Linked DNA regions of Homo sapiens: all the other regions are linked to region 2. The links are chromatin loops, found by intact Hi-C in ENCODE. Cell type or tissue: MCF 10A. All regions are shown on one strand.

Region 1 (8,000 bases), 220 kb after region 2:
TCATGAAAGAGTCACCATCAAGGGACTCTTGGGACTATTTGAGAGAAACCTGGGCTGGGGGGAGGGGAGTGCTGGAGCCCTACAGAGCAGCAGGGGGCAGTGCCAGAGAAATATTATTCTGTGGCTGTTACCACAATTCTAAGCCACAGCAAAATGGATGGTTTCCCTTTATTGTTTTGTTGCATTCAGACAATCTGGACTAAGATGGCTGGTTCCTGAGGAGGAGTTTGGAAGTAAAGAGGAATGGTGATTTGGGACTCATAAAGACATCCCGAAAGTGGGGGTTGGGAGAGCAGGATAGCAGAGACCTGCCACTGGCAATGCAGGGCTCTCAGTGGAGTGTCCTGGCAGACTGTGAGGGCAGGGAGGAATCTGTTGTTTGACAGCAGTGAAGGGGGCAATACCCCTTTTATTGTAATTATCCAGTGGCTGACAAAGGAAGGTTTTCTTGACTCATGTGAACCCAGGAAATAGGGCCTTCGAGTCCTTTGCCTGGCGTGGCAGGGCAGTGGCACAGGTTCTGCACAAGGCAGGAAAATGGGACCTGATGCCACTGCCTGTCACATCCGTGCTAAAGAAAGGCACAATGCTCAAGGCCCATCGCACGTGATGCCCATTTCTGCACCATTACTACCCACCCCTCCTACACCCTGCAAGACTCATGGGATGGACCTTTTAGGGAGTAAAAAAAGGAAAGAAAAACTGTAAACATTCACAAGGCATAGAGAGACTGAATCCCAAAGTGCACACAAATACCATTAATACCCCCAGCTCCCAAATCTCCCCCAGGCCAGTCTTCCTGGCCTCCCAAGACCAGAGAGAAGTGGCCTCTCTCAATGCGAAATGATCTCTAAATGCCAAGAGGTGTTTTTGAATAGAATCATGCAAAACTTAAAAGGGTCCTCATGAAACAGATGAAGATGATGGATACAACAGTACCACCTGCAGTCAAACCATCTCAACCTGCAAGAGGAGCCTCTGGCTAAAGGTCAGTTATTTCGCAGGCTGGAGATTAATCACAGAGCTCAAGAATATGAAAGCAAAGAGAAACAGAAAGGAGGGAGAGGTGGAAAAGGAACCTGTAACCTCCATTTTCTCTCTCTGGGAGCCACATATAGTGAAGAAAAAGCATCAGGGTTGGGAGGTCTGGTGTGGTTAGGAGGTCCAGTGTGGGTGGTATTCTAAATGTCAACATAAACGGTAAGTCCACCCACTTCCCTCTACCAGAACTTTGCCCTTTACTGCTTCTAAAAGGATGGGTCATAGGGAATAAAAGAGGGAGACAGGATAAGAGGAAAGCAAAGACATGACCTCGCCTTTTCCCTTTAAGACCTTGGGCAAGTCACACTCCCTATCCTGGGCTGCCTGACATGCTAGCTGGGAATTTTCTGACTTTCCCTGGCATCACTGTAGTATTACAGCCAGATCATAACCTGAGAGCTGATGCGCTTCCTCACCTAAAATGGAACAGACGGGAGGGAGGGTGGAATGCTGTTTGTGTTCAGGTATGAGTCATTACCATGCATCCCACTTCCTTGAACCTGACTCTTAATTGCATGCTTTAGCCAAGATTCAGCAAAAGGAGAGCTTGGGAGTAAGTCTCCATTGGCAGAGAGCACCCATGTTGTTTGCTGCTCATTTTTCTACCCATGGGAAAAAGAACTCCTAACCTCTGGAGTCAGTAGTCTGGCCACGAAAACTCATCCAAGTGACTTGGGGAAGAGATAAGATTCCCTGGCCCCAGGTGGTGCAGAGAAGTGGGTGGTACCTCCTGGAGTCCCCATTCCTTCTATTATATGTGGTTTTCATAGTGGATTAGAGGCTTCATGGCAGTGAAGTGCCAATAAGAAGAAGGTGAGATCTGGAGTTAAACATGTCTTGATTTTATATCCCGGCCCCATCACCCACCGCTGGTGGGTGTGACCTTGAGCAAGTCACTGAAGTTGTCTGGTACCTAGGATGCCACACACACCCACCCACCCACCCACACACACATACACACACAGAGCAAAGAGTAATTGCATTTTGGTTCTGATGCACATGAGAGACTGGCAGGTTTAAACTCCTCGATGGGCCAGCAACTGTTGAAAGGCTCTTCAGTTTCTCTTTGGAATAAAAATAAACAAGTTCAAAAAGAAAAGAAAGCAAGTTGAAAAGGGACATGTATTCTTTGAGGAAGCAGATTTGCCTTCAGTGGCCAAACAATGAGTTGTGAGGTTTTTCCACTGGATCATTTATACTTTTTTGTATAGATAACAGCAGAGGATAAAACTAGTAATAGTAGAAATAATTAAATGTTTACTCTTTAATAGTAAATAATAAGTAGTTAAATATTTAAGAATAGAGTCATTAATTTTGTGTGTGTGTATGTGTGTACCTAACACAGAGGCAAGGGCTTCATGTACAGTATCTTTGGGGGATTCTAACCCGGAAAATTCTAACCTCTTGATTTTTTTAAAATCTTTTTAAGAGGCCTCCTCTTACTTTGTTCTAATCGCCTTTGGGACATCTATGGGTCTCTTTGTCAGAAAAGACCCAGAAGCCTGGGCTTATAGTATAGAAGTGGGGAGAATCCCCTACCACTGTAAGCAACGAGCATTGTTTTTATTTAATGGGAGTCACATTGTGCTGTCTTGCTGCACGGATAGCCAATTCTCTACATCTTATAACACAATAAACCAGGGAGGAGAGGGGAAGGGAAAGTACAAGTCCCCTTTGGTGAAAAAAAAAAAAAAAAAGAACACACTGGGGTGATGCCAGTTGCTAAAGGGGGCAGCACCAGGGACCAGGGACAAACGTGGAGAGGGCGTCATCTTCCGCTCCCCCTGTCCACCATTGCAGTCACAGCAGAGGCTTTCCCTGATGGGGGCTGGCGTGAGTGCACTTAGAGACAGCCTTTCCAGGGCTCTTTGCAGCAACGGTACCCCTGTTAAAAGTGAGCCCATTATACCCCAGGCTTGCATGAAGGGCGGGACCTATCTCTCTCTTCCTATACAGAGTGGCAGCATCCCAGAAATGGATGGCAGACAAGCTGCAGCGCTGTCTGTCCTAGACTGGGGGAAGAGGCTCTGTCCCAAGCCCATTTCAGTGGTAGCCACCAGAGGAGGATTCCTGCAGACCTCACTCACACTGCAGCCAGAAGCTAAAGGACAACGTCTATACAAACGGAAAGTCTTGAGCCCTGTGACAGGGGCATGATAGGGAAACAGATTGTGTTCTTGCCTGTCCAGGGCAAGGAGCTGGTGCGGCCCCCTACCCCTGCCCCCAGCCCTGAGACCTCAACATATCCCAGCACAACTCCCCCACCACCCCCTCACTCCAACTCCACTCCACATGAGGGCAGATGCCTACACTCATCACCAGGCTACTCAAGGGCTAGCCAGCTTTTACTCTTTAGTGCCACCTACTGGCATGGAGACCAAACAGCACCACCAAATAAGCCTGCCAGAAGGGCACAGTGCTAGCGTGGGAGACAAGCTTCCTAAGATCTCCACACTCCCAGCCCTGCAGAAGATAGTGTGTCAATATGCATCAGTCTTGTGTGTTATAGACCCAATACATCACTCCAACAAGCAGTATTTGAAAAAACCACTGCATAAAAGCTTTCCATAACCAAGGAACCCATACAGAGACTTGGTCCCCTGAAAGCACCCAGAAATGAAACCAAATGGTCATACACAATATACAACACAGTCATACCTTCTAGGGAAAATAAATTTTTAAAAAGTCTTAGCCAAACAATAGCAAATTCAAAAGTTAGAAGCGACAGTTTCTTTAGTTGAGAAGGAATCACCTCAAGAAATCTAGCAGTACAAAAAAACAGTTCTGACACAAAGGATCAAACTAGCATTCTAGCGATGGATCCTTACCAACATGAAAATTCTGAAATGACAGAGAACTCAACATATGGACTGTAAGGAAGACCTCAATGCAATCAATGAGATCTAAGAGAAAGTTCAAGGATCAATGAGATCCAAGAGAAAGTTGAAAACAAACATAAAGAAATCGGAAAAACAATTCAACATATGTATGTCTCGTATATGTTATATATATATACATATTTGAGACAGGGTCTTGCTCTGTCACCTAGGATGGAGTGCAGTGGCACGATCTCAGCTCACTGCAACCTCCACCTCCTGGATTCAAGGAACTCTCCTGCCTCAGCCTCCCCAGTAGCTAGGACTACCGGTGCTGGCCACCACGCCTGGCTAGCTTTTGTATTTTTAGTAGAGACAGTTTTACCATGTTGGCCAGTCTGATCTCAAACTCCTAAACTCAAGTGATCTGCCTGCTTGGACTCCCAAAGTGCGGGCATTATAGGCATTAGCCACCACACCCGACTGAGGTGGCTATATTTAAAAACAAGCAAAACTTCTGGAAATAAAAAATTTGCTACAGCAATTTCAAAATACAGTTGAAAGCTTTAACAATAGACTAGATCAAGCAGAAGAATTTCAGAGGTTGAAGACCAGTCCTTTGAATTAACTCAGTCAGATAAAAATAAATAAACATATTTTTTTAAAAAAATGAACAAAGCCTTCAAGGAATATGGAATTATGTAAAAATGACCAAACCTATGACTTATAGGCATTTCTGAGACAGGAGAAGAAGAAAAAGTAAGCAATTTGGAAAAGATATTTGAGGCAATAATTCAGGAAAATTTATCTGATCTTGCTAGAGAGGTAGACATTCAGTTACAAAAATTTCAGAAAACACCTGCAAGGTACTATATAAGATGAATATCACCAAGGCATACAGACATCAGACCATCAAGATCAATGCTAAAGAAAAAATCTTAAAGTCAGCTAGATAAAAAGGTCAAATCACCTATAAAGAAAATCCCATCAGACTAACAGCAGACTTCTCAGGAGAAGCTTTACACATCAGAAGACATTGAGGGCTTATCTTCAGCCTTCTTAAAGAAAAAAAAATGCCAATCAAGAATTTTATATCCTAATAAACTAAGCTTCATAAACAAAAGAGAAATAAAGTCTTTCACAAACAAGTAGATGCAAAGGGAATTCATCACCACTAGACCTAGCCTACAATAAATGCTCAAAGTAGTTCTAAACAGAAACAAAAAGACAAAACAATACTCACTAACATAAAAGCACACATAAGGGCAAAGTTCACAGATCCTATAAAGCAGTTATACAATTAAGACTACAAAGCAACTAGCTAGCAACACTAAGAAACAAACCTCATGTGTCAATATTAACAAAGAAACAAACCTCACATGTCAATATTAGTCTTGGATGTCAACAGCCTAAATATTCCACTTAAAGTATACACATTGGCAAATTGGATTTAAAAAATTAGACCCAACCATCTGCTGCCTACAAGACACCCACTTAATGTATAAAGACACCCATAATATCAAAGTAAAGGGATGAAAAATGTTTTATCACTCAAATGAAAAACAAAAAACAGTAGGGAATTGCTATTCTTAGATAAAACATACTTTAATTAGAAAAGAAGACTTAACTATCCTAAATATATACACACCCAACACTGGAGCACCCAGACTTATAAAACAAATTCTGCTAGACCTAAGAAAAGATATAGACAGCCATACAAAAATAGTGAAGGATTTCAACATTCCACTGACAGTACTAGATAGATCATCAAGGCAGAAAACTAACAAAGAAACTCTGGAATTATACTGGACTCTTGACCAAATGGACCTAATAAACATCTACAGAACATACCACCCAGCAACTGAAGAATATTTTTCTCATCTGCATATAAAACATTCTGTAAAATTGACCATATCCTTAACCGTAAAGCAAGTCTCAATAAATTCAAAATAATGAAATCCTATCAAGTATCTTCTCATATCACAATGGATTAAAATCAAATATCATTACCAAAAGGAATTCTCAAAACCACACAAGTACATGGGAACTAAACAACTTGCTCCTGAAAGACTTTTCAGTACACAATGAAATTAAGACAGAAATCAAAAATATTTTTGAAACAAATGAAAATAGAGACACAACATACAAAAACCTCTGGAACAGAGAAAAAACAGTATTAAGAGGGAAGTTTATAGCATTTCATGCCTTCATCAAAAAGAAAGATCTCAAATTAGCAACCTAACATCACACATCAAGAAACTATAAAAATAAGAATAAACCCAAAGCTAGCAGAAGAAAAGAAATAACAAAGATTGGAACAGAACTCAATGACATTGAGACCAAAAAAAACTATACAAAGGATCAGTGAAATGAAGTTGGTTCACTGAAAAGATAAACAAAATTGATAGACCACTAGCTAGAATAACCACATTAAAAAGAGAGAAAATGTAAATAAACAGAACCAGAAATAATAAAGATGACATTACAAATGCACAGAAAGTAAAAAGGATCATCACAGACTACTATGAACTTTTCTGTGCACACAAACTAGAAAATCTAGAGGAAGTTAATAAATTCCTAGAGACATACAACCTTCCAAGACTGAATCAGGAAAAAACAGCAGTCCTGAACAGACCAATAAGAGTAACAAAATTGTATCTGTGATTTAAAATATTTCAACAGGAAAAAAAAGCCCAAGACAAGACAGATTCACAGCCAAATTTTATCAAATGTAAAAAGAAATGCTGGTACCAATATTATTGAAACCATTCCCAAAAATCAAGGAGGGGAGATTCCTTCCTAACTCATCCTATGAAATCAGCATCATCCTGTTACCAAAATCTGGCAAGGACACAACAGAGAAAGAAAGATACAGGCCAATATCTTTGGTAAATATAGACATAAAGTTCCTCAACAAAATACCAGTGAACTGAATCCAATAGCACATCAAAAGAAAATTCTAGGGATACAAGGATGGTTCAATATACACAAATCAATAAATGTGATTCACCACATAAACAGAAGTAAAAACAAAACCCATATGATCATCTCAATAGATACAGAAAAGGCATTTGATAAAATCTAGTATCCTTTCATGAAAAAACATCCTCAACAAAATAGACATCAAAGAAACATACCTCAAAATAGTAACAGCCCATATATGACAAACCCCCAGCCAACATCAAGAATAAGAAAAAGTTGAAATTATTCTCCCTAAGAACTGGAACAACACAAGGATGTCCACTCCCACCCTGCCTATTCAAAATAGTACTGGAAGTCCTAGCCAGAGAAATCAGGCAAGAGAAAGAAATAAAAGGCATCCAACTTGGAAAAGAGGGAGTCAAATTATCTATTTGCTGATGACATGATTTTATACCTAGAAAACCCTAAAGATTCCTTCAAGACTCTTAGATTTGATAAACAATTTCAGTAAAGTTTTAGGATACAAAATTAACATCCAAAAATCAGTTGCGTTTCTGGACCCCAAAAACACTCAAGCTGAAAACCAAATCAAGAACTCAATCCCATTTATCATGGCCACGAAAACATATAAAATACCTAGAAATACATTTAACCAAGGATGTGGAAGGTCTCTACAAGGAGAAATACAAAACTGATGAAAGAAATTATAGATGACACAGATAAATGGAAAAACATCCTATGTGCATGGATAGGAAGAATCAATAGTGGTAAAGTGACTGCCCAAAGCAATCTACAGATTCAGCATAATTTCTATCAAATTAACAATGTCATTTTTCACAGAATTAGAAAAAACAATCCTAAAGTTCATATGAACAAAAAAGAGCCCAAATAGCCAAAGCAATCCTAAGCAAAAGAAACAGAGCTGAAGCTATCACATTATCTCACTTCAAACTATACTACAAAGCTATAGCTGTAACAAACAAAACAGCATGGTGCTGGAATAAAAAAAAAAGTCATGTAGATCAAATGGAACAGAATAGAGTACCCAGAAATAAAGCCACATACCTGCAACCAACTTTATCTTTGGCAAAGTCAACAAAAACAGGTAATAGAGAAAGGACATAAATGGTACTGGGAAAACTAAATAGCTATGAAGAATGAAACTGGGCCCCATATCTCTCATTATATACAAAAAATGACACAATATGGACCAAAGATTTA
Region 2 (8,000 bases):
AAATTTTTTTTCTACAATAAAACAACTTCTCATCTTAAGAATACAATATTTTAAAATGCTACTATTGTCTATGAACACATTAAAAAGTAAAAAGTTCCACACAATTCTGAGGGAAAATGTTTATTCAAACTTCCATCAACAAAGAGAGGCAATGAAGGCAATGCTAGGAGCCTTTGAGAGAACACAAGCTATTCCGGGGCCAACTTTTACATTTAAATCTAACAAAACTTTAAAACTCCAGGAGAAAAGATCTAAAATTATTTTTCTGCAAAGACCACAGAGTTGACTCTCTAGGAGGGCTTCTCACACCTGAACAGCACTGAAATCACCTGGAGGGCTTCTTAAACTCAGTTCACTGGCCCTACCCCACAGCGTGATTCAGTACATCTGGGGCAGCCCCTTGAATGTGCATGTCTAACAAGTTCCCAGGTGATGCTGATGCTGCTCGTCCAGGAATGCCACTTGGAGGACCATTTTCCCCTATGAAGTATCTGTCTATAAGGAAGCAATAAAATCCTGGTTCTAGGCTCACTGATCCACAGCAGTCTATCAAAGATGGGAAAAGATTCAGCTGTCCAGGGACTACCAGAGCTTTTACAGTGAGCTCTCCTCCAGGTTTCCTCTTACAAATGCTACCAGGTACAACACTTTCCTTCTGGAATGCTACAACCACCCCAAACCAACATGATCTCTGAAAATATTTCACTTCCTACTCAGTATCTAACTGCAAGTGGGAAGAAAAAGAAAGCCTGCACATAACCAAGTCATAAATCAAGCAATATATCTCACATAAAACTGGAAACACCAAGAAATCCATTCTGGAAATGGGCTGGGGGGAATGAGATCTAGAATTATGTGGCTTTTACATTTCTGTGTCTTATCAGTGAATTTTGCACAGTGAAATTTTACTACATAAAGGAAAATATTACAGAAGTACCTACATCAGCTACACAGGGAGGACAATCCACACTTAATTATCTAAGCAGAGCTGGACTACTTTACAGGAAGATAAATGCTAAGTAACTCAAGCCCAGTCTCTCTTGTATGTCCTCTGACATCAGAGGGAGTTTTCTCTCCATAGATTATCACCAGCATGAAACCACTGGCAATCAACACTGGTACTTACATCCCTTACCTCCTTTCTGGTTCATCAGAAGTTTGAAAGTGCTACAAATACCATCAGCACCATAAAATTATTCTATTTAGAGTTGGAATGAGAGAAGATCAAACTTTCCTTTTCTATATACCACATTCCAGAATAAGTGATTCTTGCATCAGAACTTGCCAGGCAATTTCACAGATAATGAATGAAATGGAATAAAAGTGTGGTTTATTCTTCCACAGCCACAATCTCTCAGTAATGCTGAAAGAACAAAAACTAGCCAATACATAAGGCAAATTTGATCCAAGAGAGTTCATCTGTGTGCAGGGAAAGGTAATTTTGTGATTGTCTTTAAAGGATTCCAACCAATGCTCACTATCAAGATAGAAGTAGCCAGTTATAGTACAATCTATCCCATATAATCAAATTACTGTGCTGGTAAATGACTAAATCTAGGTATAAGAGAGGAAGTTCTACTCAAAACACAAGTCTAAAAACTGTGAGTAGTGTGCACTCATTGAGAGCAGATTTACTAAAATAGCACTACAGATAAACTAAACAAATTTCTCATTTCCTACCTTTAGGAAGAAGATGATTAAAATGAGGCTGTGAGATGTACTCCAAAGAGAATGGGCTACTCAGTCACACAGACCCGGCTTCTAGCCCTTGTTCTGCCACTTACAAGTGAAATATTGGGTAAATCTTATTCCAAAGATGCAGTTTCTCAGTCTGCAAGGTGGGGACGATGATATCTCCACCATAAAGTGGTTGTGTGGGAAATCCATCAAAGTGCCTACTATTACCCAATTTTTATTCCCTCCTTTTCCCACAATAAGTGGGCACAGCAGCCAGACAACAGAAATGAACAAGGGATTTGTGTGGATCTCTGAGCAGATCTGGCTGCCTCAAATAGAGGGTGGAATACTGGAAAATAACACATAATAGATGAGACCAAATTATAAAGGGTCTTGGAAATCAAGCCTAGAAGTGGAAAACACAGGTAGCAGGACAGAGTCACTGCATCTTCCTGAGCAGGGGAATAACATGATGAAAACAGGGCTTCAGAAAGATGAAGGCAGGCCTTTCTTGACACGCAAAATTGCAACTTCCCGGTTCCTTTCCTTTCAGAATATGTCACTCTCTTCCCTTCTACACCCTTCCCCATCCCTCGTCCCCACCTCCTTACCCACTGCAATAGATCCTAGTAAAAACTGAGTATTGCTATTTAAATTGTGAAGATGTATATGAAGATTCAAATATATGAAGATCTGGGGGAGTAAATCTTTGGATGGTGCTATATCTCACTTCTATACTACAATTAAGGGGCTTCTCAATCTTTTTGGAGTCCCAGCCAGAAATAAGATTGAGTTTGAGTTTAGAAAGAGCCCTCTATGGTATTCAAGTGCATGGGGTATAGGGGATGTCACAGAAAAAAAAGTTTCCTATACGGCGACTTCAAAACTGGAGATCAAAACAATGGGACCCAGGCCTTGGACACTTAAACCCAGCCACTGGACTTAAAATAAGACCATCAGTCACAAATAAGGATGCCAAGAACTCCACTACCATAACTGGAAAATCTAGGTAAAGTTTCCACCTCAGAGACAATGGGACAAGCAGAAATTCTGCGTAAAAACACAAGCCACAAATGTCATCCTAAATTAGGAAGGAATTCTTCACTGCACCTCAATAACTCTTCATAGTGTTATAAGGGTTCCAGGGGCTCTGGATAACTAAAAGTTTCTTAAGACTTATGTCAGAGCTTGGGACTAGAATCAGGATTTCTAACTGGGAGTAAGGCACTTCAGGAGGGATAAACACTTTCTGCACACTCCATAGACAGGCAATTCAAGGCTCTTTTCAGAATTCTTTTCTCTTCCCTCTCCAGTTTCCAAGCTTCGGATATGGCTTTTTGGTGGCTTGGTATTACTAGTACTAGCTCTAAACCTGGAATGTGTATGTGTTTCTTTTCCCACAGTGGAATCATACTAGTTATAGGAAAAAATGAAAAAGAAACACATGACAGGTGGAATAAGTCAGCACATAGAAATTCTGTAACTAAAGAGGAAGGGAAAGTTTTAGTTTGGCATTATATTTTATGTGAATAATATAACTTGTCTCTTTACCAGATGACTAAATAAAAAGTTAAATTCACTAGGCGACTAAAGCTGATTAGCTTTTTACTATTGCCATCTACTGTCACCTGGTAAATCTTTTAATAAGGCTAAGACGGTGTAATTCTAAGATTGGTCCACTAGATGGCAACACCAGATCAACAAATCAACTCTCCAGCAAAACAAAAACTTAAAAATACCTCACAAATCCGTCTATTTATAAACAAATATTAAATTATAATTGGGTCCAAAAGTCCTTAGTTTTTATACTGGAATCAAATTGCTCCTGTAATAATCACTATTAAATAGGGCAAAAATGAGGGAAGGACACTGGGGCAGCAAAACAATTTGCAGCTTTGTGGTCATCACCATACTATTCAACAACCCTTAATATTACATATTACACATCTATTAGGTTCTTGAAATAGGAGGACCATTGAAAACTCTTCACTTCAAAATGTACCTGACAATATTACAAGGGTATTTCAGCCAGATCCACATTGAGAACATCAATCTTACCAGTTGTAGTCTCCTATAATACTGATTGTGTTGGATGCATCGGCAGCCCATGTAATGGGTCTCTGGTTGAGAACTTGGCGTAGCGTGAAGTGATGCTCGCCAGGGTCTTCAATATTTGTAAAATATTCAAATACACCAGTTTGATCAGCAAAGTTTGGAGCTTCACTAAAAAATGGGTAATCTGTTCAGAATGTAAGAAATTCTCTGTTTAGTATCAAATCCTTCAGAAGCTCTCCTTGCTGATATTTTATAGTATGTCTGAAACACTTCTGAAAGCTTTTAAATAAATAAATAAAATCTAAACCAAAGTTTAGGGCCTAGGTCTAATAAAGATACATTAATTTTTGTATCATCATTACTAAATATCAAGATGATGAGTTCGACATATAGATGCTGCATAATATTTAATCCAGGCATCTGGTGTAGAGGAAAGGTCATGAGTTTTGAAGTAAGACCTAGATTCAAATTCGAGTTCAGTCTGTCGCCCTGGACAAGCTATTTAACTGCCCTGCATCTAAAGTTTCTTCATTTCCAGGTTTGCAGGAGGACAAGAGAATTAAAGAAAAGATAACAGGTACATAAGCCAGCACCTGGCAAGGGCTCAATAAGGGATAGCTTTATTATTTCTAATATCTGTCAAGCAAGGTTCCAAATCATGCGTCACAATCATCTGCCAAAAGAGCATAAGAAAGGTTTACTATATCAAGCATAAAATTTACAAATTTTCTTCTACTTCTAAACTGCAGCAAAAACCAGTTTTGGGCCTAAGTTATCAATCCCTTTTTAGTTTTACTAAATTAAATTATAGTCTTACAATAATGAATGCTGTAGAGGAGAAATTTTACATATCTTATAGCTCTTATACCTCATGCTTTTCCAAGTGTTTTTGCATTCATTACCTCATTTGAGACATTTAGAACCCTAACAAGTATCTCCAGAGCCTAGCTTATAATATTTAACTTAGTTTTAAATTTATATTGTAGCTCATAAAGTATTACATTTTATATTTGAAGGTTTGAAATTGCCTCTTAGTCTTCAGGGTCACAAAATATTGGTCTTGGTGCTGGCAGTTCTTCAATCTCATTATCTAGGCCATATCCCACACAGATTCCTCACTTACTGAAGGCAAAAGTCACTTTTGCTAACAGAGAACCAAGCGAGCAACAGATTTTAAAGACCCTGTGTTTCACAAAATTAATGGGTTTATCTAAGAGGCCATTTCAAAGAGTTGCAGAAAAACAAACCACCAAGCTCCCCCTGAGGATCACTGTTGTCTGTATTATAGTTGAGAGGACTCCATTACACAGTCCAAAAGGCCTTATACTCCAGCCAACTAGATCATTTCCTGAGAAAGGGAGGCGAGACCCTGTAGCAGTGACTGGGAAAGGGTGATAGGAGTGTCCATCTTTGGTGGAACAAGCAGCTCTGCAGCAAACAGGAGCTTCAAGTGATGCTCCAGCAATGCCAGCTCCCTCCCTATTACTCTCCTGCTGCTACAGATTTTAGGAGCAGATTACAAAGCCACCTGACCCTGTCTGTGAGACCCATAAACCTACAGAACACCACCAAGCAGTCAACAAATTTTGTTACTTACTCACTAGGAATATAACTACAATGACCATGTCTTCTAACTTTTTTCCAAGTGGTTTTCCTAAATCACCTATAACCAAAAACTTTTCTAACAACTTTAGGACAGATCTTCCTAGAAAACCAAGAAAGCTCAATTAAAAAAAAAGCACGGGATGGTATATAATGAGTTGGATCAGCCAAGGACAACATAACTGCCCATAAGCACTCAGTTCACTAGCACTGCAGAAAGACAGATATGAATGTGTCTTAACCTCCACACAGAAGGAAGATGTCAGTAATGGCTAATGGGGCAGTAGCAAAGTTACAAAGTTTAAGTTTCACCAAAAACAAATCAGAACTATAACTTTCATTCTAACAATGAACCCTATATTTTTTTCTGAAACTGAAAAATACAGGGTCCTCAAATTTAGATTTACCATAAAGTAATGCAAAAAATTAGCCCTCCTTTTACCGCATATGAGATGTAGGAGGTAAATGAATGTGCTTTTGACAGCCACTCCATCATGCACCCAGTTTGACAGGTAGAAATCAACACACTACTGTTAAATATAGAGACCAAGTTAAGTTTTAGTGAAAAATACTCACCAACATTGAAATCATCCTTATAGGTACTTGGGAAGGGCTGGGATTTTGGAGGAAGCGGGTAGCTGCCTTTGCGACCAGTGGTGAGAGTGGTGAGTGTGAACAGCTCATCTTCATGCAGGCTCAGTGTGAAACTGCCATCGCTGTCAAGGAGCTGAAAAAGAAGACACTACTGTATTCAGGACCAGGTACTATAGCTCATCTCATGTGGACAGAATAGCTTTAAAAAAATTAGCTTAAAGAAAAGTCCAAATCATTTCTGTTAGAACTTCCTAAACATTTGTGGAAAACTCACCAATATCAAGGCCCTTGGAATCTTTTTTTCCTAAGTATTTTAGAAAACTTTATAAAATTATGCTTTATAATTTTAAACAACCTTACTTCATGGAAGGAAGGACTAAATAATCTCAAAATCTATTTCTATTAGCCTATTCTTTTCCACTACACAGTAAGCTCCTTAAAGCTTGGATATATTCGATACATGCAACTAAGAGACCTGCTTTTTTCTCTCAGTAATTTACTAAGGTAAAAAAATTCATAAAATATCACTGTCGACCCAGCTGTTAATCACAGAAATCCTTTTACAATTAAGAGAGAAAAATCCTGCTCATTTTATGATCAATATATATTTCAACTAGCAAGTTAGGCTTATGTCACACTTACGATCTTGGCAACTTAATCTCTTTAAGTCACAATCTCCTCATCTACAAAATGAGGAAAAAATACATACCTTATAGACTGCTGTGAGGATTAAACCAGATAATGCTTTTAAAGTGCTAAGCTTAGTGTGTGACCAATGGAAAACGCTCCCAGTATCAAAGTTGTTCTATGCTAAATGTAGATCTCTGAAGACACTGGAATCCTTTTATGAAATTTGAACAGTTTTTTTCTATTTTGAATAAAAGGAGTTATTATCCTTGTTTTAATGGTAAATTGATGATCAGATCTATGAAATACCTGACCGTTATATTCAGGTTGAAGAATAACCCCAAATGACATTATTTTTCTTATGAGGAAAATCAATTTTATTATGCCATTCCTAGCAATTTGTTACACAAAAAGTATGAACTTTTTTTTCAGAACTTAATACATAATAAGGTGTTTTATCACTGTTAGTGACTAGTTGGTTATCAGAACATTAATAATAACCAGAAAAAGTGGTAGACTTGTGTCAATTAAGTGAAATAATGTGCTTGTTTGGGCCAATTCGTTCTTTGAAACCTTTCCCCAGAAAGCACCATGGATGAGGCACTGTGGGAAGCACCTGGGATATAAAGCTAAATAAGGCAAGGCTCAGTCTTCAAGGTGTCCAGTGGTGCAGGAAAAGCATTTAACTAGGTAAGCACATGGCCCTAGGTGAATATGAGCTAAGACTGGTGAGGAAGCGTCAGAGGAAAAGACACTTGAATTGAGTCTCAAAAGATGACAAAGTTGAGGAGAGGCCATTCTAGGTGAAGAACACAGTATGTGCAAAGTCACAGAGGTAAATAAACAGGCATGCTATGCTTTGAAAAATGTAAGTTTAGTATGTGAAGAGAGGCCAGTTTAGTAGGACACATCTCTAGGAAGAAGACCAGTCTTCTACCTTCTGGGAGGATAATGAGGGCCATGTGCTACACTAAGGAATGTTAACTTCTAAGAAAATAATCACTGAGGTCCTCTGAGCACAGTGGTCACAAAAATCAGATCTGCATTTTTGACATTTCACTCTGTAGCAGTGTGATGGGTGACCTGGAAAGTCAGACTGGAAAAACAAGAGGCAGTTTCTGAAATCCAGGAGAGCGATAATGAAGAACTGAAACAAGAAGTAACGGTGGTAATGGAGAATAAGGAGTGAGTAAGAGAAATGTGTGGATACAACTGTCTATACTTGACCACTGGCGGGATACAGAGGGTGAGTGGGAAAGACAGAGAGTCTCAAATGGGACTTAAATTTCCAACCTGGGAAGCCAGGTGATGGCGTCACCATCCACCAAGACAAACTAAATGTCTAAGAGCTAAACACATCTATAAACACACAAACTTATAAAAATAAAAATTCTTAATTAATGACATTTCTGTGCCCTTTTACTGTTTTACTGTTGGAATACCCA
Region 3 (8,000 bases), 290 kb after region 2:
TGACTGTCTCACAATAGCCTAACTTTGGGGAATATAGGTTGTCCAAGTGTCTCAGAAAGAAATATATTGCAGACATAGGCAAACAAGTGGAGGCTTGGAACTGGATGAACAGGCATCTCATTAATCCTGACAAGTGCTACACCCCCTTCCTCCAGCTTTCAGAGATGACCACCCCCACCCACCTCCTGGGTAAGGCACTGTGGCTTACCACGGAGCATCAGGGAGAAGTGAGGAGATGAAAGATCTGGATCAAATTCCACCTCACACTACCTGGTTCTCCTTAGACCCACTTAACATCTGCAAATCCTAGTGTCAGAGGTACTCAAGGAAAATGCAGGGAGAAAAAAATCAATGGACTGTAAAGTACTGTACCAATGCAAAGTATTATTATTATTATTATTATCACAATTGGTTCCTTATTTGTTCAGTGTTTTGTTGACTAGAACACAAAAATAATATTAAAGCTAAGTTCTTGGGTAAGAGCATGAGTGATGCAATACTCAAACAAGCCTTTAAATATATTCACAGCCATCTTTCTTTGGTGACACACTGCCCAGTGGACAGAAAGTCATCATTCTTGAGTGATGCTGTATCTCATGCATGGGCGTGTGTGTGAGTGTATTTGTGCTCCATGCCTTTGGTGAACTATAAGGAGAGACTGTTTGACCCTCAACACTGTCACTCTGGGAAAATTCCAGCACTTACACTTTGGAGCTTTGCTCTGAGGCAATGGGAAGACCACATTTCTGGATTTGGGGATCTAGTTACACCCCGCCTCTCTGACTGCCCTGCTCATCCTTCTAGAATGCTTGGGTAGAACTTTGAAGTAAGGTGTGACAGTTGTCTGTAGGCTCTAGAACTAGAGACTACACAGATTTCTGTTCTGATTCTTCTATTTACCAACTCTCAGGTCATAGGCACATTCTTAATCTCTCTCCCTCACTTTCTTCATCAAAAGACAAGGCTATTAAAGTGCCTACCCATAGCTATTAAAGATTAAATGAGTTACATGCAAAGCAAGAGTTACATGTGAAGATTAAATACCTGTGAAATATGATGCAAACTAAGCACCCCGTTTGCCTTGTGCTTTACTGTGGGAAGGAATTGTTTCTGAGCAATATGTCTCCAGGAAAACTCAGTCCCAGGAGAAAACAGGCGGTTGATTCCTATCTTCCCTCCAGAAACTTCACTGTTCTCCCATAGCACCCACAGCATCAGGTGGTGACTTTCAGCAGAAGACAACCAACTCCACAAGGGCAAACAGCCAAGGGGAGGCTGTAATGAACGCACAGCACCAGGATGAGCTCAGATCTGTTCACCTCTGGCTAGAAAAGAGTTCCCCGTTTTTCAGGAAGAGAAAGCTGGCATTTAAAGAGGACTTGTGCCTGAGGAGTGCACACAAAGGCTTCCACTTGCTGTTTACGTGCCAAAGTCAAATCTTGGCCCAACTGTGTGTTGTGCAGCCCTACTTGTTTAGTTGAGAGTGTGCTTTCTTATTATGGTCACCAGTCTGTCTGCGCAGGCAGGGCTGCTTTATGGATGTGCACCCTGTGCAGTCCCACAGGGCCCACGCTTAGATGGGTCCTGTGCTTGGTTTAATGCTCTAAGGGACCCCACTTCAATTTGTACTGGGTGCCACAAATTATGTAGCTGGTCCTGGTGAATCTAGCTGGACTCCACTGCTTACTAACTATGAAATACCGGGCAAGTTATTTAACTTCTCTGGGCCTCAGTCTTCTCATAGATAAAATGAGGCTAATAACAGTACCCACCTCATGTGGTTATGCAGGATTAAATGAGATAATGTATGTGGAGCACAATGCACGTTAACTAGTAAGAACTCAGTAAATGTTAGCCATGGTGATTGCTCTTTTCAAAGGCACAGGTTAAACATCCCATCTAAATCAAGTGGGGCTCACACTCATAATCTCAGCACTTTGGGAGGCCAAGGTGGGAGGATCACTTGAGGCCAGGAATTTGAGACCAGCCTGAACAATATTGTGAGCCCTTGTCTCTACAAAAAAAAAATTTTTTTAATTAGCCCGGCATGGTGGTGCACAACTATAGTTCCAGCTACTTGGTTGGCTGAGGCGCGAGGACCATTTGAGCTAGGAGTTTGAGGTTACAGTAAGCTATGATCACACCACTGCACTCCAGCCCAGGCAACAAAGCAATACCCCTTCTCTGAAAAATAAAAATAAAAATAAAAAATAAACATCCAATCCAGTGCTGGGTAAGTACCAACAGGTGCCTCGATAGTTTGATAGGGACAACCCTTAAATGAGGCTGCCAGGCTAGTGACGCAGTGACTGGCTACCACCTGGTCCTGACCAGAGGCTCTCTCTCTGATGTGGGCAGAGTCAGGTGGCTCAATCTGAAAATGCCTCACAGACTAAAATCTAATCGCATTTCACAGATATTGGTAAGAACCTGATCGCTCGCTGTCCTTCTACAAATGACAGCTTGTGAAAAAGCATCTGCACATAGAAGTGAGCATCATTCATCCAGCTTAGAAAAGCTAGTTACGGGGGACCCACCAGCTGAGCCAATAATCAAAGGCAGGTGGGACTTTCTCACGTTGAATTAGTTACTGAGAAAGGGACTAGGGTGCAGTGCAGCCCTGTCATTGACAGAGCAGAGTCTGCTCTTCCTTCTGGCGTGGCTACTGGTCTGGAGAAGTGCCTGAAGGTATTCCGTTTGCTATACACTTGTAAATCTTTCCATATATCTCAGCACAAGAAAAACCTTCTTCAAAAAGAAGTGCTTTGATATCCTCAGATAAAAGGGATCTCTGATACTAAGGAGTAGCGCTGCTTTTCAGAAAAGATTCTATTATTCACAAAGTGTGTCTATACACATTCTACCTAATAAACACATTTTTTATGTCTGAAAAGTACATAACCTTAAGCTGCTCATGAGAGCCTTTCTGGAAAGAAATTTGGCAAGCCTTTCATTTCCTTTGACAGAGCAAACCCTTGGTAACCTTTCCAAGGCAACAACCAGAGATGAAGACCACACTTCACAACGTTAACACCATGGTGTTACATTATTACTAAAATAGAAACAGCTTAAGTTCCCAGGAATATGTGATTATAGTGTGAATAGTGGATCCAATAGAAACCATCAAAGAATACACTTTTCAAAGAACTTTAGTAATATGCAAAAATGTCTGCAATATTACGTTGCAAATTTTATGATCGCAAGGGAACAGGCCAATATTTGTGTATTTCACAATTAATGAAATACACAGCTCCTCAGCTCTCACGGTTCCTCTTTCCTGACTCCTAACTAGTGGAAAATTGCTCAGGAAGAACTGGAAGAATTGCTGGGCTCTGAGTTTTCTTATAAACCTTGCGACCACATGCAACAAATGAATTTACCACTAAGTAACTGGAAAAACAATTATTTCTGCACCTCATTATTCTTACTTACATTGTATTAAGGGCTTCTTTGGAATTCTCTAACTGTATGACTCTATAAAGATCCTCCACTCTGGAGTTAAAATTTAGCCAGCTAAATGGTGCTCAACTTACAATACATTATTTTTCAATTAAAAGAAAGAAAGAGTGAGAGAGAAAATTGTGTTTTCTAAATTAAATAGAACAAGGACCCTATCTCTAGTGTTAACACTGTACAATGATACTGAAGTGGACTTTGCATTTTACTTTTGGTTTTGATGCACATTTGTTTTGCAGTAGTTTCCTGTTCAGCATCCACCTTCCTTCTGATTTTTGGGAAAGCCCCCCTTCCTGTGCATAATTGGTATGACACAGTGTCCTGCCTCCCACCACAGAGGAAACAGCTCCTAGGCAGCCAGGATGTGTGCACATGAACAAATAGGATGGCTCTGCCTAAGACTTTAAATCAAGAGTCAGTGGCTCAAAGATGATGACAGATGGCAGCTGCAGCAGCCAGCAGGCTCAGTCACTAGCTGTGGAGGTCAGAGGATATTCACTGGCCCTGCATGAGCTCTGACCCAAAGCATGTATTGGGATGTTCTCACTTGCAGGTAATAGAAAGCTCAACGCACACTCGCTTAAACAACGAAAGAAAATATATTGACCCCAGTAAATAGAAGGGGGTTTAACATTTATTTCTTAACACTTCCTGGGTAGCACCATCCAGAGCTCAAATGATGTAAACAAGACCCCATTCACCACTCCTTTTCTTCACTCTGCTTCTTTAGTGTTTGATGAATTCTAGGCAGAACAACCCAAGGGGAAAAAAATGACTGGCAGTGCCTTAGGCCTGTCTCTTTCCAGACTTACCTTTAGTAAGAAAGAGAGGTCATTTCCTCCAAAGCTCCGGCAAAAGCCCCTAATCCAGATCATATGTCCATCTTTGAACTAATAATTGTGGCCAAGCACTGGATTTCTTAGTCTAGACAAGGTGATTGTTCACCTGAGGCCTGGGGACAAAGCATGGGGAAGGGAACCACTGGGGATATGACAATGAGGACATGGGTGAGTAAGTGAATGGAATCCAGGCAACAGAATCCAAGGGCTAAGAGCCATTTGCTCAAACTCAAAGATTCCGGTGTAAGCACACACACAAAAAAGGGCAAAAACCATCGCATATCAAACGTTCTTCATTAGGCAGATGGAGCCACCATTCCTCAGTCACATAATATTATGTGGATCAATAAACATAGTTGTTCAATAAACCAAGTTCCTGGATTCCTAACAAGCTAACACAATAAATACCATTAATGCACCTTCCAATGTAGCCATAGTGTTTTTCAATGCAGCAGACAGATCATTCATTTAGCCATGTCATGAAACAAGAAAATTAGGAGTTTCCTTCAATATACACACTAATGTCTCATGAATCCAATACCGGGTATCAGAGAGCATTTTCCAAAATGTACTTCTTGAAGTGGCCCAGACTTTCTCAATTTTAATTGGTGTACAATAGATCCTCCTACAATGCGTGACACTTTTTCCCAGGTTAACAATCTGCTGAACACAATGAAACCTGACATTGGTCTTCTTGGATCCACTACAGCAACGCCCTCTGGTGTTGTTCAGGTTGCTAACACTTTTTGCCCGTATACTAAATGGTGTCAGGCCACCCAGCTTCCTTTGTTGGACGCTGTGAGTCTGTGGATTAAGCTGACCTAACCTGGCCTAGAGTGCCAGAAAAGGCTTCTAAGCCCCAGACCCACTGGTGTCATGGGCATCTTGAATACTTTTAATAGCTAACACCAATATATTTGCAGATTTGCAAGTGTAAACCTAGCATGTCATATAATTAGATTAAGAGTGTTTCTAAATAACAATGGCAATTTTCCTTCATCCAAAATGTTCTTGTTGCATATGACTTTCTGGATTTCACCTAGAAACAACATAGGTCCTGAAGGCTAGATCTTAAAACAAAAGCAAAAACCTGTGCCGCTAAACCAATCGTTAGCCTCTGAAATTTGCGCCTATAGGAAGTTGATTGTCAAAACTGTGCCTCAGAGGAAAGAACCTCTCAAAAGGCATAGCTGGGCTTCAGAGAGCAATAAGGCAGGGAGTTCCTCCTAGAGAGTATAAACAAGTTTGAATGAAGGAATTTCCCCCACCAGGAGGGCGGGGGAGCCTCTCAATGCCTGTCCCTCATTGCTGTGGACCAGTGACTGCTGGGTGTCTCTCCTGCTTCTGAATGAAGATTTTTGTTGCAGTGCTACTTCACAATTGTATGTGGGCAGAAAATCCTCAAACTCATTTTCAGCAGAGCTGGAAGAAGGATATAATCCAGAGATTCCAGCATATGTGTAAGAACTACCAAAAGAAGCGGAGATTGGACAGAAGCCATATGAACAAAAAATAAAAAGAAGAAGCTCAGAAAATGATGACAGGGCCCTAAAGTGGTAAATTTCAGAAAGTATCCGAAAATATCCAAGTATAAAGGGGAGGGTCTCACTCTGAACTTCAAAAGAGATGTCCCTGTTTTTACCAAGCATGAAACATAGGATAAAGAGGGAGAGCAGCAGAAGCCACCCTGAACTTGATCTGGTTCAGAAAACAGGGAGGTAGGACAGAAATAATACAGAAGGACCCTATTTGCAGAAACACTCTGTCACAGAAATGAAGAGAGTTAGGATGTGCTGTCTGGAAGGTGGTACCCTGACTCACCCTGCTCTCCTCTCCCCAACTCCATGAAATCATTTGGCAGAAAGCTGGTCCAGGAATATCCAGTTTGCCTGGGGCCAGGTATTTTAAAAAGAAGTTGACCCAGCATAAATATAAAACTTCCATAAGAAAAAAAATGTGAAAAGAGTAGCAAAACTTACCAATGGATGGAAAGAGGCTCACCAGAAAAATGTTTCCAAAATCAGACAAAAATTGTGACCAAGTATGAAATAATCATCTCTAAGAATCTTCACAGAGAAGCCAAAAAGTAGAAATTCAAGAAATCAGTGGAAAAATGGAACAACAAGTGAAGATGAAATGTGAGCTATGAAATTCAGGAAAGAAACAGGAAAAGGAAAAAATTCCCTATTGATCACAAAAACAAAAAATAAAATTGGAAGGAGCTCATGGCAGCACAGGCATTGTGGAAAACATACAAACTAAAGGAATAGGGAGAATAAAATTAACAAAATGAAAACTAGATTTTAAGAGTTAAAAAGTAGAAGAGAAATGAGAGACATAGAAGATGAGCAAAGAAGTTACAATATATGTATAGCTGTAATCTCCCAAAGAACAAAACCAAAACCACACAGCAAAGAAAATGTTTAAAGATGTCAATCAAGAAAACTTTAATGCAATAAAAGAGTCAAAACCTAGTAATGTTATCAGATGAAAGAGAAATAATATTTTAAGTCACTGAACAAAAAGATAAAGTCACCTATAAAAGTGGGGAAAAAAAGGCTGGCATCAGGTTTCCCCCAACAGCTGCATAAAAACTGGGAAACAGAAGAGCAACACCTGTGAGACCAGTTAAAAAGAAAATGTAAAGCCAGGCGTGGTGGCTCACACATGTAATCCTAGCACTCTGGGAGGCCAAGGTAGGAGGATCCTTTGAGGCCAGGAGTCTGAGACCAGTCTGGGCAACACAGCAAGACCTGGCTTCTACAAAATATTTTAAAAATTAGCTAGCCCTGGTGGTATGCGCCTGTAGTCCCAGCTACTCAGGAGGCTGAAGCCAAAAGATCACTTGGGCCCAGGAGTTGGAGACTGCAGTGAGCTATGTTCATACCACTGTACTCCAGCCTGGACAACAGAGCAAGACCCAGTCTCAAAAAAAAAAAAAGAAAAAGAAAATGTGAGTCAATAAAATGGATTTCATTTTGTTTCAACTATCCTTCAAATGTTAAGCTACAACTGTGAACAATGCAAGATCTCACAGAATATTGCTCCCCTGAGCCATTCTTAAGGCAACTACTTGAAGATGACTTTCAGCCAAGTAAGTGATCATGAGATAAACCACAGCAAAAGGACTAGAGATGAACATTAATGATATCTAACTATAGAGCTACGACTAAAACAAATGCAAATATCAGGGTAACAAATTAAAATCTAAATTACATACCCTGAGGTTATACAGGCATACGTCAGAGACATTGTGAGTTAGACTTCAGACCACCACAATAAAATGAGTCACACATTTTCTTTTTTGTTTCCCAGTGCATATAAAAGTTATGTTTACACTCTACTACAGTCTATTGAGTGTACAATAGCATTAGGTCTAAAAAATGTATATATACTCCTTAACTTGAAAATACTTTATTACCAAAAATTCTAATAATAATCTGAGTTTTCAACAAGTCATAATGCTTTCGCTGGCGGAGGGTCTTCCTTTGATGTTGATGACTACTGACTGATCAGGGCGGTGACTGTTGAAGGCTGGGGTGGCTGTGACAATTTCTTGAAATAAGACAACAAAGAAGTTGGCCACATCCATTGACTCTTCCTTTCACAATTTCTCTGTAACATGCAATGCTGTTAGATAGCATTTTACCTACAGTAGAACTTTTTTCAAATTGGAATCAATCTTCTCAAACCCTGCCACTGCTT

Evidence for each region. Hi-C counts contacts between places; a loop is a spot of excess contacts. Peaks named below come from ENCODE experiments on the same cell type or tissue, not always from the same donor. Only the 100,000 strongest peaks of a DNase experiment are listed, where the experiment ranks them.
Region 1: it touches region 2 in a loop (17-fold over the local background); 64 of 110 quality-filtered maps call a loop at or near these places.
Region 3: it touches region 2 in a loop (4-fold over the local background); 15 of 110 quality-filtered maps call a loop at or near these places.

What each region holds. Positions count from the first base shown.
Region 1 is chr14:88,165,331-88,173,330 of GRCh38, forward strand. It overlaps KCNK10-AS1 (KCNK10 antisense RNA 1), which reads left to right. Exons shown (of 2, transcript XR_944121.2): 1 at 1-988. Among named protein-coding and RNA genes, the nearest start is that of KCNK10-AS1, 8.7 kb to the left of the region's middle. In MCF 10A, a CTCF peak has its summit at 3,392 (motif pointing left); a DNase peak (open chromatin) is centred at 3,401.
Region 2 is chr14:87,941,818-87,949,817 of GRCh38, forward strand. It overlaps GALC (galactosylceramidase), which reads right to left. Exons shown (of 17, transcript NM_000153.4): 13 at 5,911-6,061; 14 at 3,736-3,916. Among named protein-coding and RNA genes, the nearest start is that of GALC, 47 kb to the right of the region's middle. In MCF 10A, no CTCF peak of the experiment used is centred here; a DNase peak (open chromatin) is centred at 3,354.
Region 3 is chr14:88,229,094-88,237,093 of GRCh38, forward strand. The region is part of intron 3 of KCNK10 (potassium two pore domain channel subfamily K member 10); the gene reads right to left. Among named protein-coding and RNA genes, the nearest start is that of KCNK10-AS1, 72 kb to the left of the region's middle. In MCF 10A, a CTCF peak has its summit at 4,973 (motif pointing left); no DNase peak of the experiment used is centred here.